Regions from separate parts of the Mus musculus genome. Here all the other regions are linked to region 3. A link is a contact called in ENCODE Hi-C or POLR2A ChIA-PET data. All regions are on one chromosome and are shown on one strand. Each heading gives the region's core, a stretch centred on a gene start or an enhancer-like site at or near the end of the contact. The rest is flanking DNA. Distances are from core to core; before and after follow the strand shown.

Region 1 (4,641 bases), core at 1,201-3,700, 42 kb before region 3:
TTTAAGGCACAGTTTACACAAAGGGTAAAGCATCTATGGTCTTCAGAATCACACTGTGCAATTATTTTTCTTAAACATGTCATTGTAATTGCTACAATGATTTGTAAATTATGCAGGGCATTCCACCGCGAACTTCCAGGACTCAGAACAAAATAACCAAGGTTAAATTGTAAGATAAACTCTGGTCCTGAATTGTTTCATTTAGATACTTTCTCCCTAGATGGGCAAGGGTTTGTTTTGTTTACGCATCCAGAGCAGGGTTCCAAGCCCGCCTTCCGTGAGCGCGGACCATTGCCCTTCCTAGCGGCCCTCACGCTGTCAGTTAGGAGAGAAGACATGCAGGTGCTTATTTGCCCTCGACTTTGAAAGTCACAAAGGCCACGTAGATAGAGAAATTCAAAGCAGCAGTTCAAGGGCATCTTTGGCTTGGCGCTGTGCCCGCGGCCGCGCTCCTAGGTTCGGCGACGCCCGCCCATAGCCCGGGTGCTGGGTGAACACGGTTTGGGGCGCGGGCCGGGAGCGGTGAGGGCGCGGGGCGTGGGGAGGACGCCCGCCAGCACTCGCTCCCAGCTCCCCGCTCCCGCCCAGGCCCGCCCTTTCCCGGCACTATGGAAACCGCATTTTCCTACGCCAGCACGCCCTCCTCCTCTCTCCTATTACATCCAGAACAGGCGACTTCCACTTCCCGGGAACCTGACAAGTGAATGGCTCTGATGACGCCCCGGAAAGAGCCCACGGCCGGGGGCGGACGCCTGCGGAGGGTGGGGCGGGTTCCGGGGCGCCCCTCGATCGGCTCGCCGCCGGGAAAAGGCACCGAGCTGCCATCGACCCGGAGCTCGCGGGCAACGATGCTCGTAAACAAGCCGGGCCGCGCGCCTGCCACCCACAGCGGGCACCGCCCTGCGCCGCGCGCCCACCCCGGCTGCTGGGGTCCGACCGCCGCCCCGCACCAGATCCGACCTCCCGCCCCCGTTCCCCCTCCGCGGCGGAAGCCTGGGGCCAGTTAGTGGGACGCGAGGCGGGAGCACAAACCCCGCACCCGCCTTCTCCACGGCGGGCTTCCCGCCTTGGGTGGCATCGCCCCCGCCCGCATCCACAACGAGCCCCTGATTAATGAGCCCGGCCCGGCCCCCGCCGAGCCCCGGCCCGGCCTCGGAGAGGGGGAGGGAGGGGACGGCGGGAAACGCAGCCCGGTGTCGGTCCGCCTCCCCCCCCCCCCCGTGCCTCACGCTCATTGGTCCGTCTCGCTGTCCGTCGGGGAACGCGGCGCCAATGCAGGGCTGCGGGGCGGGGCGTCCGCGCGAGTGTGCCTGCGTAACGCAGAGTCACGTGTTGTTTTGCTCTTAGTTCAGTCACTCGGTGCGCGATGTGTTACTCACTGTGCGGCGGGGACCGCGACAAGCCCGGGTCGTCGTTGGTGGCAGCAGCAGCAGCGGCAGCAACGGCAGCAGCGGCCCCAGTGGCAGTGTGGGCCCCGAGTGTCCGGACGCAGACCGTCGTCGCGCAGTGCAGAACGGTGGCAGCAGACGGGCCGCGCGCGTTCTAAGCTCGGCCCCGCGACTCGGGGACCCCGACTCTCGACCCAGCCAGCCAGTCCCCGGGCGCCGCCCGAGAGCCCGGGAAGCAGCGGCAGCGGACAGTCGAAGCGGGGGGGTGGCCATCGCCCGCACCGAGCATCCTTCGGAGCGGCGGAGGGCCCTGCGCCACCGAGCCGCGCGCGCCTCCTAGCCCACCGCCTGGGCCCGGGGGACGCGCGCGCGTGGCCGGGCGGCCGGGCGACGGGTGGCGGGGAGCCGCCCCCGCCCGCGCCCCTCGGCCCTCGCCATCCCCTGTTCGCCCAGCCGGGCAGAGAGACCTGAAGCGGCGGCGATGGCTAGCGCGCCCCTGCCTGGGCCCCCCGCGTCGGCGGGCGGGGACGGCCCGAACCTCAATAACAACAACAACAACAACAACCACAGCGTGCGCAAGTGCGGCTACCTGCGCAAGCAGAAGCACGGCCACAAGCGCTTTTTCGTGTTGCGCGGCCCCGGCACGGGCGGCGACGAGGCATCCGCGGCTGGGGGGTCGCCGCCGCAGCCTCCGCGGCTGGAGTACTACGAGAGCGAGAAGAAGTGGAGGAGCAAGGCGGGCGCGCCGAAGCGAGTGATCGCGCTCGACTGCTGTCTGAACATCAACAAGCGCGCGGACGCCAAGCACAAGTACCTGATCGCCCTCTACACCAAGGACGAGTACTTCGCTGTAGCGGCGGAGAACGAGCAGGAGCAGGAGGGCTGGTACCGCGCACTCACCGACTTGGTCAGCGAAGGCCGCTCTGGCGAGGGGGGCTCGGGCACCACCGGAGGCTCTTGCAGCGCCTCTCTCCCGGGCGTCCTGGGCGGCTCAGCGGGCGCCGCTGGCTGCGATGACAACTACGGGCTCGTGACACCCGCCACGGCCGTCTACCGCGAGGTGTGGCAGGTGAACCTGAAACCTAAGGGACTGGGCCAGAGCAAGAACCTGACTGGTGTATACCGCCTATGCCTGTCTGCGCGCACCATCGGCTTCGTGAAGCTCAATTGCGAACAGCCGTCGGTGACGCTGCAGCTTATGAACATTCGCCGCTGCGGCCACTCGGACAGCTTCTTCTTCATCGAGGTGGGCCGTTCGGCCGTCACCGGTCCCGGGGAGCTGTGGATGCAAGCCGACGACTCGGTGGTGGCGCAGAACATCCATGAGACCATCCTAGAAGCTATGAAGGCACTCAAAGAGCTCTTCGAGTTCCGGCCTCGCAGCAAGAGTCAGTCGTCCGGGTCGTCAGCCACGCATCCCATCAGCGTGCCGGGCGCGCGCCGCCACCACCACCTAGTCAACCTACCCCCTAGCCAGACCGGCCTGGTGCGCCGCTCGCGCACTGACAGCCTGGCGGCCACCCCCCCAGCAGCCAAGTGCACTTCGTGCCGGGTTCGTACGGCCAGCGAGGGCGACGGCGGCGCGGCAGGCGGGGCCGGGACGGCAGGAGGCAGGCCGATGTCGGTGGCAGGGAGCCCCCTGAGTCCCGGGCCGGTGCGCGCGCCCCTTAGCCGCTCGCACACCCTGAGCGCCGGCTGCGGAGGCCGCCCGAGCAAAGTGACTCTGGCGCCGGCAGGGGGAGCCCTGCAACACAGCCGCTCCATGTCCATGCCCGTGGCGCACTCACCTCCTGCAGCCACCAGCCCAGGCAGCCTGTCCTCCAGCAGTGGGCACGGCTCGGGCTCCTACCCGCTGCCACCTGGCTCCCACCCGCACCTGCCTCATCCACTGCATCACCCCCAAGGCCAGCGTCCGTCCAGCGGTAGTGCCTCCGCCTCGGGCTCCCCCAGCGACCCGGGTTTCATGTCCCTTGACGAGTATGGCTCCAGCCCTGGCGACCTGAGAGCCTTCAGTAGCCACAGGAGCAACACACCCGAGTCAATAGCGGAGACCCCGCCAGCCAGAGATGGCAGTGGGGGCGAACTCTATGGGTACATGAGCATGGATAGACCCCTGAGCCACTGTGGCCGCCCTTACCGTAGGGTCTCAGGGGATGGGGCCCAGGACCTGGATAGAGGACTGAGGAAGAGGACTTATTCCCTAACCACGCCTGCCAGGCAGCGGCAGGTACCTCAGCCTTCCTCTGCCTCTCTAGATGAATACACTCTCATGAGGGCCACCTTCTCTGGTAGTTCAGGTCGCCTCTGCCCATCCTTCCCTGCGTCCTCTCCCAAAGTGGCCTACAACCCTTACCCAGAGGACTATGGAGACATTGAGATTGGTTCTCACAAGAGTTCCAGCAGTAACCTGGGGGCAGATGATGGCTACATGCCCATGACCCCTGGGGCAGCCCTTAGGAGTGGTGGTCCCAATAGCTGCAAGAGCGATGACTACATGCCCATGAGCCCCACAAGCGTGTCTGCTCCCAAGCAGATCCTGCAGCCACGCTTGGCAGCGGCCTTGCCCCCTTCCGGAGCAGCCGTGCCAGCACCCCCTTCAGGGGTGGGCAGGACCTTCCCAGTAAACGGAGGTGGCTACAAAGCCAGCTCCCCAGCGGAGAGCTCCCCAGAAGACAGTGGGTACATGCGAATGTGGTGTGGCTCCAAGCTGTCTATGGAGAACCCAGACCCTAAGCTACTCCCCAACGGGGACTACCTCAACATGTCCCCCAGCGAGGCAGGCACTGCAGGGACCCCACCTGACTTCTCAGCAGCTTTGCGTGGAGGCAGTGAAGGCCTCAAAGGCATCCCGGGCCACTGCTACAGCTCTTTGCCCCGCTCTTATAAGGCTCCCTGTTCCTGCAGCGGAGACAATGACCAGTATGTGCTCATGAGCTCCCCTGTGGGCCGGATCTTGGAAGAGGAGAGACTGGAGCCCCAGGCCACCCCAGGGGCTGGCACCTTTGGGGCAGCTGGTGGTAGTCATACCCAGCCTCATCACTCAGCAGTGCCTTCCTCCATGAGGCCGAGTGCCATCGGTGGCCGCCCTGAGGGCTTCCTGGGCCAGCGATGTCGGGCAGTGCGGCCTACACGCCTATCGCTAGAGGGACTGCAGACCCTTCCCAGCATGCAAGAGTACCCTCTACCCACAGAGCCCAAGAGCCCTGGCGAGTACATCAACATTGACTTTGGTGAGGCAGGTACCCGTCTGTCT
Region 2 (4,190 bases), core at 434-2,933, 37 kb after region 3:
CCCATGGGCTAAGTGGTAGAGATCCAGGACCCAGCAGCAAGGTCAGGGCAATCTGTGAGCTTCTCTTTCTGACTGCAGTAGGGTGAGCACATCACCCTCTGGAACAGGACTTTTTGACATTTCAGATGATAGAGTGGCTGGTGTCATCCATAAATTCCACTTGTACCTGCATGCACTGTCCCTGAGAACTAGTCCTGCCCAGCACTTTGGTTACCCTAGCCAGCTTGATCGGCTGCACCAGACTCTTGTCCTCAATGATGGAGATCTTGTGGAGACTCCATCTTAACTTTCACCTAAGAATCAGAGTACCTAGTGTCAACTTGTCAAACATGTCTGGGTGGATCCTCTGTCCTTAGCCCCCATCTCACCCACTGAGATGGTGTTTGGCTCTTGACTTTGGTCAATCTCTTTGATGGATCCTTCTAACTTTACTCAGTGTCTTGATTGTGACTAATTGATGCCTTAAGACACCAAATTCGTAACGTAGTGTACTGTTCACCAGCACAGCACTGCAGTTATAAAGCATAACATGTTTGTTTACAAAACAAATAGAGTTAAAACATGTAAGGCCATTGCATACCTGGATTCATATGCAGTTGTAGGAACAACACGAATCGACCCTGTGCCAAGTTTCTCCCAAGGGGGAGGGTTTGGAAAGCCATGGCACACAGATAGTACACAGGTTGTGCAAAGGGGCCACACTGTGGGTACCTGTACCTCGTATTTGGTTCTCTTTCCTGTGTGGGTTCACTTATCCGGTGTTCTGACAACACCAAGCCCTATCACACACACCCCCCTCCCAATCCTTCACTCCTGGAAAGTGTAATATGTCTTACACTTCTAAAATGGTTTCATTTTAAAAGTAGTGACCGAGATGGGTCTAGAGAGAAGTCTCAGTGGCTAGAAGGTTAAGCACACGATGCTATTCTTACAGATGATCGGGGTTCAGTTCCCAGAACCCACATCAGGTGGTTCACTGCTCCTTGTAAGCCCAGTTCCAGGGGATCCAAAGTTGTCTTTCAGAGTGAGTTCACAGGTCTTAAAGGACCCAAGAGGCAAGGCTGGGAATGTCGGGGAGCTGGAAGTTTCTGGCAGGGTTCCCACTGTCCTGGGAAGTGCTTTGTCTCCTTCTTGTCAGGGCAGCTTGGATGCCTTGAGAACAGCCCAGGGGACTGCCTGAGCTTGGGGAGAGCTGAGGCTCCATTGTCTACTGGCACCCCCCTTTCCTTTAGGCTTTCATCACAGACTCAGGGTGGTACTCACTAGGCCATCAAACTGTCTCCCCCTAGGTCTGTCCTAGGTTTCCAAGCAACAAGGAGATGCTTGGGCTTTTCCGCACTGTTTACGGAGGTGGACATCTGGGACGAGAGCCGAGGGCTCTGCCGTCATCAGGGCTCGGACCGACGTGCACACCCTGGGACGCAAAGCCAGCTTACCCAGGTTGGGAAATCAGCTTGTCCACAGAGCCAGATCCCCCTGGCAACGATCCCTCCCCTATAGACAGAGAAAGGCAAAGCCCCTGAGAGGAGCTCAGCGGAAAGTACATTTCATTGAGCCGGGGCTTGGTTACAAAATAGATAAACTTGCACCGTTTCCAGGCCAACGGGATTCAAGCTGCCGAGATGTTGACCAAGTTGGCCCTGCCTTCTGGAAGTCTCTGGCTCCACCGGAACGAGCTGTTTCATTGGGATAAGACCTCAAAGGGGAATGTGTGAGTGAGCCAGGAAATGAGTCGAACCAGGTCCCCCCAGAACATTTGATTGTAGTCCTGGGCATCCATCCAAATCCCAGGGGCCTTTGCCCCAGAAGAGATCATGGCTTACTGGTGACGCTGAATAGAGGTCATGAGCACAGTGTGACGAAGAAGCCAGGTGGGAGTCCTTGCTTCGATGCCCCTCTATAGGTTTTGTTACCTTTGTTAAGACGTAAATCATTCGATGTGGTGGGACCCGGCATGACTGTTTTCAGACTGTTCACAGAGCTGTGTAGTTGACACCGCAATTCAGTTTCAGAACGTTTTCCTTTTATCAGGCCAGGAGGAAACCCTGCATTCATGAAGTCACCCACAGTTCCATCTACTCCAGCCAACACCAGGATGCTTCACACCCATGGACGTGAAGGTACGTGGATTCGATCCCTTATGGGTGATTCATGCTTGCCTCCTGTGCCAGTGTGTTTGTGACTGCGTAATATTTTTGTACCTTCATTTTTAAAATCAGAAGTACAAACAACAAACGATCAAACGGAAGATGGTGGCCTTGATCATGCCAGCCCTGACGTAACAATGCCTAACTATAGATCACAATCCCTTTTGTGGCTTTGTTGAGTACCCCTTATTCGTTTATGCTGCACCTGGAGTTCACTCTCCTGCTGCTTGAGTGTGCTTGGCTAGCACTCTGGACTGTGTGTCTGCCACAGGTCTGCTTTGTCAGGTTATGTCTTTGGCTCATGAGTTTCTGAGCTCACTGTTGAGGGTTTGGGAGCATCTGGGTCTTGGGCAGTTCCAGTGAGAGGCTGATTATGCGTGTGGCTGTGAGTTCTTGGACTCAGTGTGAGAAGACTCCATCTTTAGCTTCAACTATTTGTTGAGAGAACACATCTATGTTCTCCCTCTATAGAGCTGCAGTCCTGTCACCCAAGGAACTGAACTGAGTAGCCAATGGCTCCATGCCACTGACAATTTATGGCGGAGGCAAGGATTCTACTTGGACATAGCAGGAGCAATACTAAGCCAGTGCCACCTCCCAGTGAGGCCTCCCATGGGCTCAGTCAAAGCACAGTATCATGGAGCCAAGTGGAGGACAGGCAGAGTCAGCCTGTCCTGTGAGTCCCAGTGGATTCCCTGGGTGGCAAAGGTACTACCACACGTTGCAGTTAGACCCTTGGGAGTCTCAGAGGAACTAACACGACCTCACTTTCCCCCAGATGTAGGGCTTCAGGAGCCTGCATAGAATACAGGAGGGGAGGGTGGAGCCCTCAGCACAGGATACCCAGCCTTTATGTCTCACGGGGTCAGGAGAGCAGGGTGCACAGGATCCTTGCTGCAGTAGCCTTACATTTCCCCATGAAGCTTGCAGGAAATTTGCAGACTCCCTAGTGTTGTGTTCCCTGCTCTCAGACCCGTTGTTGCCTTTCTTGCTACAGAACCAGGAACAATCACCGAGCTTGCCTCTGGGAAATCTGAACCAAGACATCCAGGAACCTGGACATGGATTGAACTATCTCTTCATTGTCAGTTACCACTTGCTAAGCACATCACCCCCAGATCTGTGTGAGGGGGTCAGGTGTGCTGGGGTGGAGAAGACAACACAGAGCAGCCTGGGATGGGAAGTCAGTCTCCTGGTGGTGGGAGTGGTAGATGCTTGTGGTTGTGCTGTCTCCTTTGAGTAAAAACTCCAGCTGCCAAGTGCTGCCTAGCCTCTGATAGTTGGCAGAGGCTCCTCCTGGCACCATGTGGGATGTGAACTTCCCCCTCAATTCCTGGATTTATTTTGGGATAATGGGCTGTGGAAAGGTTACAGAAGGCTGAGTCTGGCCTGAAAATGAAGCTCCAGCCATGGCCAGAGGAACATGGGGCTGAGGCTGACTTAGAGTCTGCCTCCTCTGAAGAACAATGCTATTTGAGGATCCATGCAGTGGCCACTGTCAAAGTGGTGGGGGATATGATGTCCTCCTTGCTCCCACTTCATCCCTGTGGCAGGAGTACCTGTTTAGGGGGGCACCCTCTCTCTCTCTCTCTCTCCTCTGTAGTGGGTGCTTTGGAACAAGTTGCAGACTATCGAGGAGTCGGAGTCGTCGGAGTCGACCTGGGGCTGTGTTCTCAGGGCTGCTCAGTTAGCACAAGAGGTCCTGCGGAGGAAGCACTAGCATCCCCCAGGCTCCCAGAAGCAGAGTCTGGGAGCAGTGCGTCACTTCAAAGGGCTCCCCCTCCCTCAGTCTGCTTTCTCTGTAGCAGAGGAGCCTTCCAGGCTCCCAGGCAGCTAAGCTGGAGGGGCCATGGCAGAGTCAGTAGTTAATAGCTCCTTGTCCTTTCTGCACAGGATATTGTGGAACTCATGCTTGATTGACAGCAAGCTATTTGTTTCATTGTAGCTGTAGCTGCAGTCTACTAGGATATCAGGAGAGCTCCCCCGCCTCCCGCCAAAAGCCCTACCAGTTACCTTTCTGTGGTGATCAAATACCGGGCCAGA
Region 3 (4,335 bases), core at 1,531-4,030:
GGATGGCGCGTGCATGGCCCATGCCACAGGTTCTGGCTCCTGTGTCCTGCCCTCACACACAGAGGAAGCAGCCTGTTTTGCGTGCCCATGTCTCTGTTGGTAGTGTCTGCAGTGCGAACTCTGCCTCTTGCTTTTACCTTTGAGACAGATAACACCTGGGAAGGACTTGCCTTTCAGAATCTTGTCCTGGAAGAGCTGGGGTTAATCTGAAGGCTCTCAGGTTCCACAACCGTAGCCTGTAAACATATGGGTACCTGAGACATGTAAATTGTAAACTTCAGCGTTTTAACAGCATAAACGTCAGCGTGAGCCGTTGTTGTATAATTATGAAAATCCCACATAAGTATAAATATTTTAATGCAGCAGCAGACGGCAGTTTCCTTTATCTGAACGCAGGCTTATTACAGGTCAGCTGCACTTTTCCTCAAACACCATCATTACGGATCGAGAGCCTGTCTTTTTTTTTTTTTTTTTTTTTTTTTAGCAGACTCTCTTATGCTCCATTCTCCTGGATTTTTCTGGTTTAGCACAGGCTGTGGAGCCAAGGTTTTTTTTTTTTTTTTTTTTTTTTTGTTGTTGTTGTTGTTGTTGTTGTTCACCAGAAGTGAGGTGATGTGGGCATATAGGAAGTGACCCTTGTGACTGTTTCATGAGTCTACCCCAGGCCCACAGTATATGTCCTCAGTGCTCGGAGGAATCCTTGGTTTTCTGTTTCTGGGATAGAAGACAGAGACAAAGCAAACTGGGAGAGAAAAGTTCACAGCTCACATTTTATCAGCTCACAGTACAGCCTGCCATAGTGAGGAAATCAAGACAGGAGCTTGAAGCAGCTGGGCACACGGTAGCCACAATCAAGACATGGAGTGAGCCCAGGCTGCCCTCCACTCAGCTCCTGTTTTATTCTGAAGAGGTCAGTTCAGGAACTTTAGAAAATTCCTCTGGACCCCTCCCCTCCTGGAAGTGAAAGGTCATAAAGAACATAGGCACCCCTCCCTCTGCAAGGGAGGGACTAGTTACCTTACTCAGACCACAGGGAGGAGGGACTGACCACTGGCCACCTGTGGGTAGGGGTAGACACATTCCATGACTGTTGGCCACCCACTTCATTCCCTATAGACCAATCAGTTTAAAAGTCACACTGTTCTGCCAATCACATTGTGCCTAATGGCTGCTGCCTGGAGAACTGTATAAAGGCTGGCCAGACAGGCTGTGCATGGTCATTCTCTCTCTCCATGTGCAGGGTGACCCCAACATGTTGGAACAATAAATTCCTCTTGCTTTTAGCATCCATTCCAGGTTCTGAGTCGTTCACTCAGTGAGTCCCCAGTAAGCTAAGGCTCACCAGAGACTTACAATATAACCCAGATCCCCTGCCCAGGGAACGGTCCTGCCCACGGTGAAGATGGGTTCTCCCACATCAGTGGGCATGGGCGAAGGGAATCTCCCACAGGTATGCTCAGAGGCCCATCCTTGGATGATGATAGATTTTGCCAAGCTGATAGTTAACAGTCGCTATCATACACAGCCACTCAGCAGGCTAGCTAAAGCCTTAAGTTCAGCGAAGAGCCATCACAACCTACAGTCTACACAGGCAGTGAAACTGGCGTGACTCACTGCTTGCTTTGACCTGCACCCGTGATCTGAGCAGGCAGTGGAGGTTCACTGTCAGAGGGAAGATGTGGAGAAAATGAACCAGGTAGTGGCCTCAGCTACCCAATTCCCTTTCTTCTGTAACAAGGTTCCCTCGGTGTGGTTCCTATGTACATCTTTTCTTTTGGGAGGGAGGGAGGGAGGGAGGGAGGGGGTGTCATTTTCAAAATGAAGTCTGAGTAGGAGCTCAGTGCCTTGCACATTCAAGGTAGGCGCTCTGCCAGTGTGCCAGACACCCCAGTCCCCTTTCACTCACTTTTCAACAGAGGAATGTATCTGTCTGTCTGTCTGTATGTATGTCAGTTTGTCTTTTTCTTTCCTTTTTTTCTCTCCTCCTCCCTCCTTCCCTCCCTCTTCTCCTCCCTCCTTCCCTCTCTTCTCCCCTCCCTCCTCCCCTTCTCCTTCTTCCATCCCCCTCCCCTCCCTTTCGCCTCCACTCCACCCCTCTTCCTCCCCCTCCCTCTCTGCCTTCTCCCTCCCTTCTCCCTCCCTCCTTCCCCATCCTACTTCCCCTCCCTCCCCCTCCTCCCTCCCCCTTTCCTTTCTTCATTGTTGGGATTCTGTGCACACACTCCTAATCTTTCCTCCCACTCTTATCTCACAGTATTACTAAGTCACCTTCCTTAGCTGGGTCTTAATATATCACCACAGTGACTCCTACAGTAAAAGGAACAATCCCTTTGAACCCTAAGACAGGTGAATGACCTTTTGAAATACACACACACACACACACACACACACACAGTGGTGCAATGCAGCCAGGTACACCAAGTGATTGACAGCTGAATAAAAAGTGCTTTTCTCAATTGAGGTCCACCTGCCAGAGCAAGGCTGGCAGCGGGAAAATTCTTGCACATTCCCCTGAGTGTCTGTCATCGCTAATATTGAGGCTGTGTGTATGGGTGAGTAGTCACTGCTGTGATATTTAAAGAGCCTTGTTCTTTTATTTTTTTTTCCTTCCTGGAATAGAGAACCAAGAGAACAGAGTTTTACAGACTGAAAACGAGAAACAAACAGAACAGCGCCTCATTCTTCAGAGTAAACAGAGCAAAGGCCAGCGGTGGCAGATGCAGCCAAGAGCTGGCTCTGTGCAGACAAAGAGCAGATTATGAAAACAAAACTCTATCCGCTGAAATCATTGCCTTTAATTACCGACCCAGGAGCTTCGTTTAATGCTTCCCTTTTACACAGACGTTTGGAGCAAATGATGCTCAGAAGCAGGAGTCAGAAAACAAGATTGTTCCATGGACTGAGTAGGGGGAAGCTGGAGGTGACACAGATGTGTCCCCCCTTCTCTTGGTCTGCTTGGATGACTCTTCCTTTAAAGTCCTGCAGAGACCCCTCCTCTACATCAATATTTGCTCATTTCTTCCGTAGATTTAAAAATCTACACGGTCATCTTATTGCCACCAATGCACAGGACACCGACTTCAGCTCCTTCTCTTATACTGATACTGGGGACACGAAGTGGGTTCTGCCCAGGTCTCAAGTTTGGAAGATCAAATAGCAACAGTACACATTGCCTCTGTGGCCGTTGTGGCCTCTGTTCTGCTTTTTAGCCACAGTTCCGGACACACCACAGCTCAGAAAACTCCCCTTGGGGTGGGGTGCTCCGTCTGTCTCCTCTCCTCCCACAGCCTGAGCGAGCATACTGTGTGAATGACTAAGTTGTGAATGACTGATGGACCGATGTAGAAATGGGCCCAAATGGCTGCACTTGGGTTTTAAAAGAGATAGCAAAATTCTGTCCTCTAGCCGACCAGCAGAGAGAGAACAGGTCATCTGTGAGATGGTGCCAAAGAAACACTTGCAGCCCTGTGCCAGCACTAGCCTTCCCCTGGCTCACTGATGCCTGAGAACTGAGAGATCCTTCCTGGACTGTTGGACTATGCGAGGCTAACTCTGAGGAGGGGACTTTGTGTCTAACAAGCTGTGAGGTACTATTAAAGATGGAGTAAGATCCCCAGGGCCGCTGCTTGTCTTTTCCTGGGATCACTGGCCCTTCGAAACCCTGGGACACGTCTCCTTTCATGGGTTTGTAAACAGAATCCAGCACAGATTTCAGGTGTTGAGCTACCATAGATGGTACCAAATTCCTTGAACTCTAAAGATACATTCTTGCTTTGGACTCCACCCCAAGTTTTTGTAAATGTGATACAACGCACTGGGTGGTTTCTAAGAAGAGGTAATGTCCCTCTCTGTAGGTAAAAGTTAATGGAGAGTTGCTAAGTTACATTTGATGCTGTGTTTGAAATACTAGTTACCGTTTCTAAGAATAAGACTAACCTTGGATGCAGTCTTTGGCAGTGGCGGTTAACACTGTGATTGGATCTCCACCGCAGTGGTCATGGTTCTCTGTCTCCCCTCCCCTCCCCTCCCCTCCCCTCCCCTCCCCTCTCCCTCCCCTCCCCTCCCCTCCCCTCTCCTCTCTCTTCTCTCTTTTCTCTCTCATCCTCACTGAGATTTTCTCTCCCTTCTCTCCTCTCAATGCCTTCTCCACCTCCCCTCTGCCTCCCCCCACCATTCACCCCTAATGACTACAGACAATGACTACTAATGTGTGTGGTTATATGTATGTGACATGACTTGTGGTACTTTGTGAGTGTGTACACTGCACACCCATGCACGCCCACTGACATCTCATTTCTTTAGACACGTGTTTCTTTTCATCTCAATAAAATATTT

Evidence for each region. A loop is a pair of places that touch in the nucleus more often than their neighbours do. ChIA-PET counts read pairs that join two places held with the same protein, here RNA polymerase II (POLR2A).
Region 1: a map of Patski shows a loop between it and region 3 (2.7-fold over the local background). The contact joins the promoter of 9530052E02Rik here to the enhancer-like site in region 3. A Hi-C loop is called at or near these places in 7 of 37 maps with a recorded cell type or tissue (Patski, adrenal gland, gastrocnemius and 1 more). POLR2A ChIA-PET finds 5 or more read pairs at or near these places in 1 of 5 experiments (Patski).
Region 2: POLR2A ChIA-PET joins it to region 3 with 24 read pairs in Patski. The contact joins the promoter of 3930402G23Rik here to the enhancer-like site in region 3. A Hi-C loop is called at or near these places in 1 of 37 maps with a recorded cell type or tissue (heart). POLR2A ChIA-PET finds 5 or more read pairs at or near these places in 3 of 5 experiments (Patski and embryonic stem cell).

Annotation. Positions count from the first base shown.
Region 1 is chr8:11,005,659-11,010,299 of GRCm38, reverse strand. It overlaps 9530052E02Rik (RIKEN cDNA 9530052E02 gene), which reads right to left and starts at 2,450. Exons shown (of 5, transcript NR_046017.1): 1 at 2,289-2,450. Irs2 (insulin receptor substrate 2) reads left to right here and starts at 1,371. Exons shown (of 2, transcript NM_001081212.2): 1 at 1,371-4,641. The coding sequence starts at 1,870.
Region 2 is chr8:10,925,950-10,930,139 of GRCm38, reverse strand. 3930402G23Rik (RIKEN cDNA 3930402G23 gene) reads left to right here and starts at 1,683. Exons shown (of 4, transcript NR_135302.1): 1 at 1,683-1,871; 2 at 2,032-2,120; 3 at 2,619-2,855; 4 at 3,145-4,190.
Region 3 is chr8:10,963,841-10,968,175 of GRCm38, reverse strand. No RefSeq gene overlaps it. Among named protein-coding and RNA genes, the nearest start is that of 3930402G23Rik, 38 kb to the right of the region's middle. Within about 2 kb of position 2,780, at least 1 of the 3 ENCODE cell types and tissues checked has a DNase peak (open chromatin) inside an H3K27ac peak, as active enhancers do; it is heart, where a contact is called at or near this core.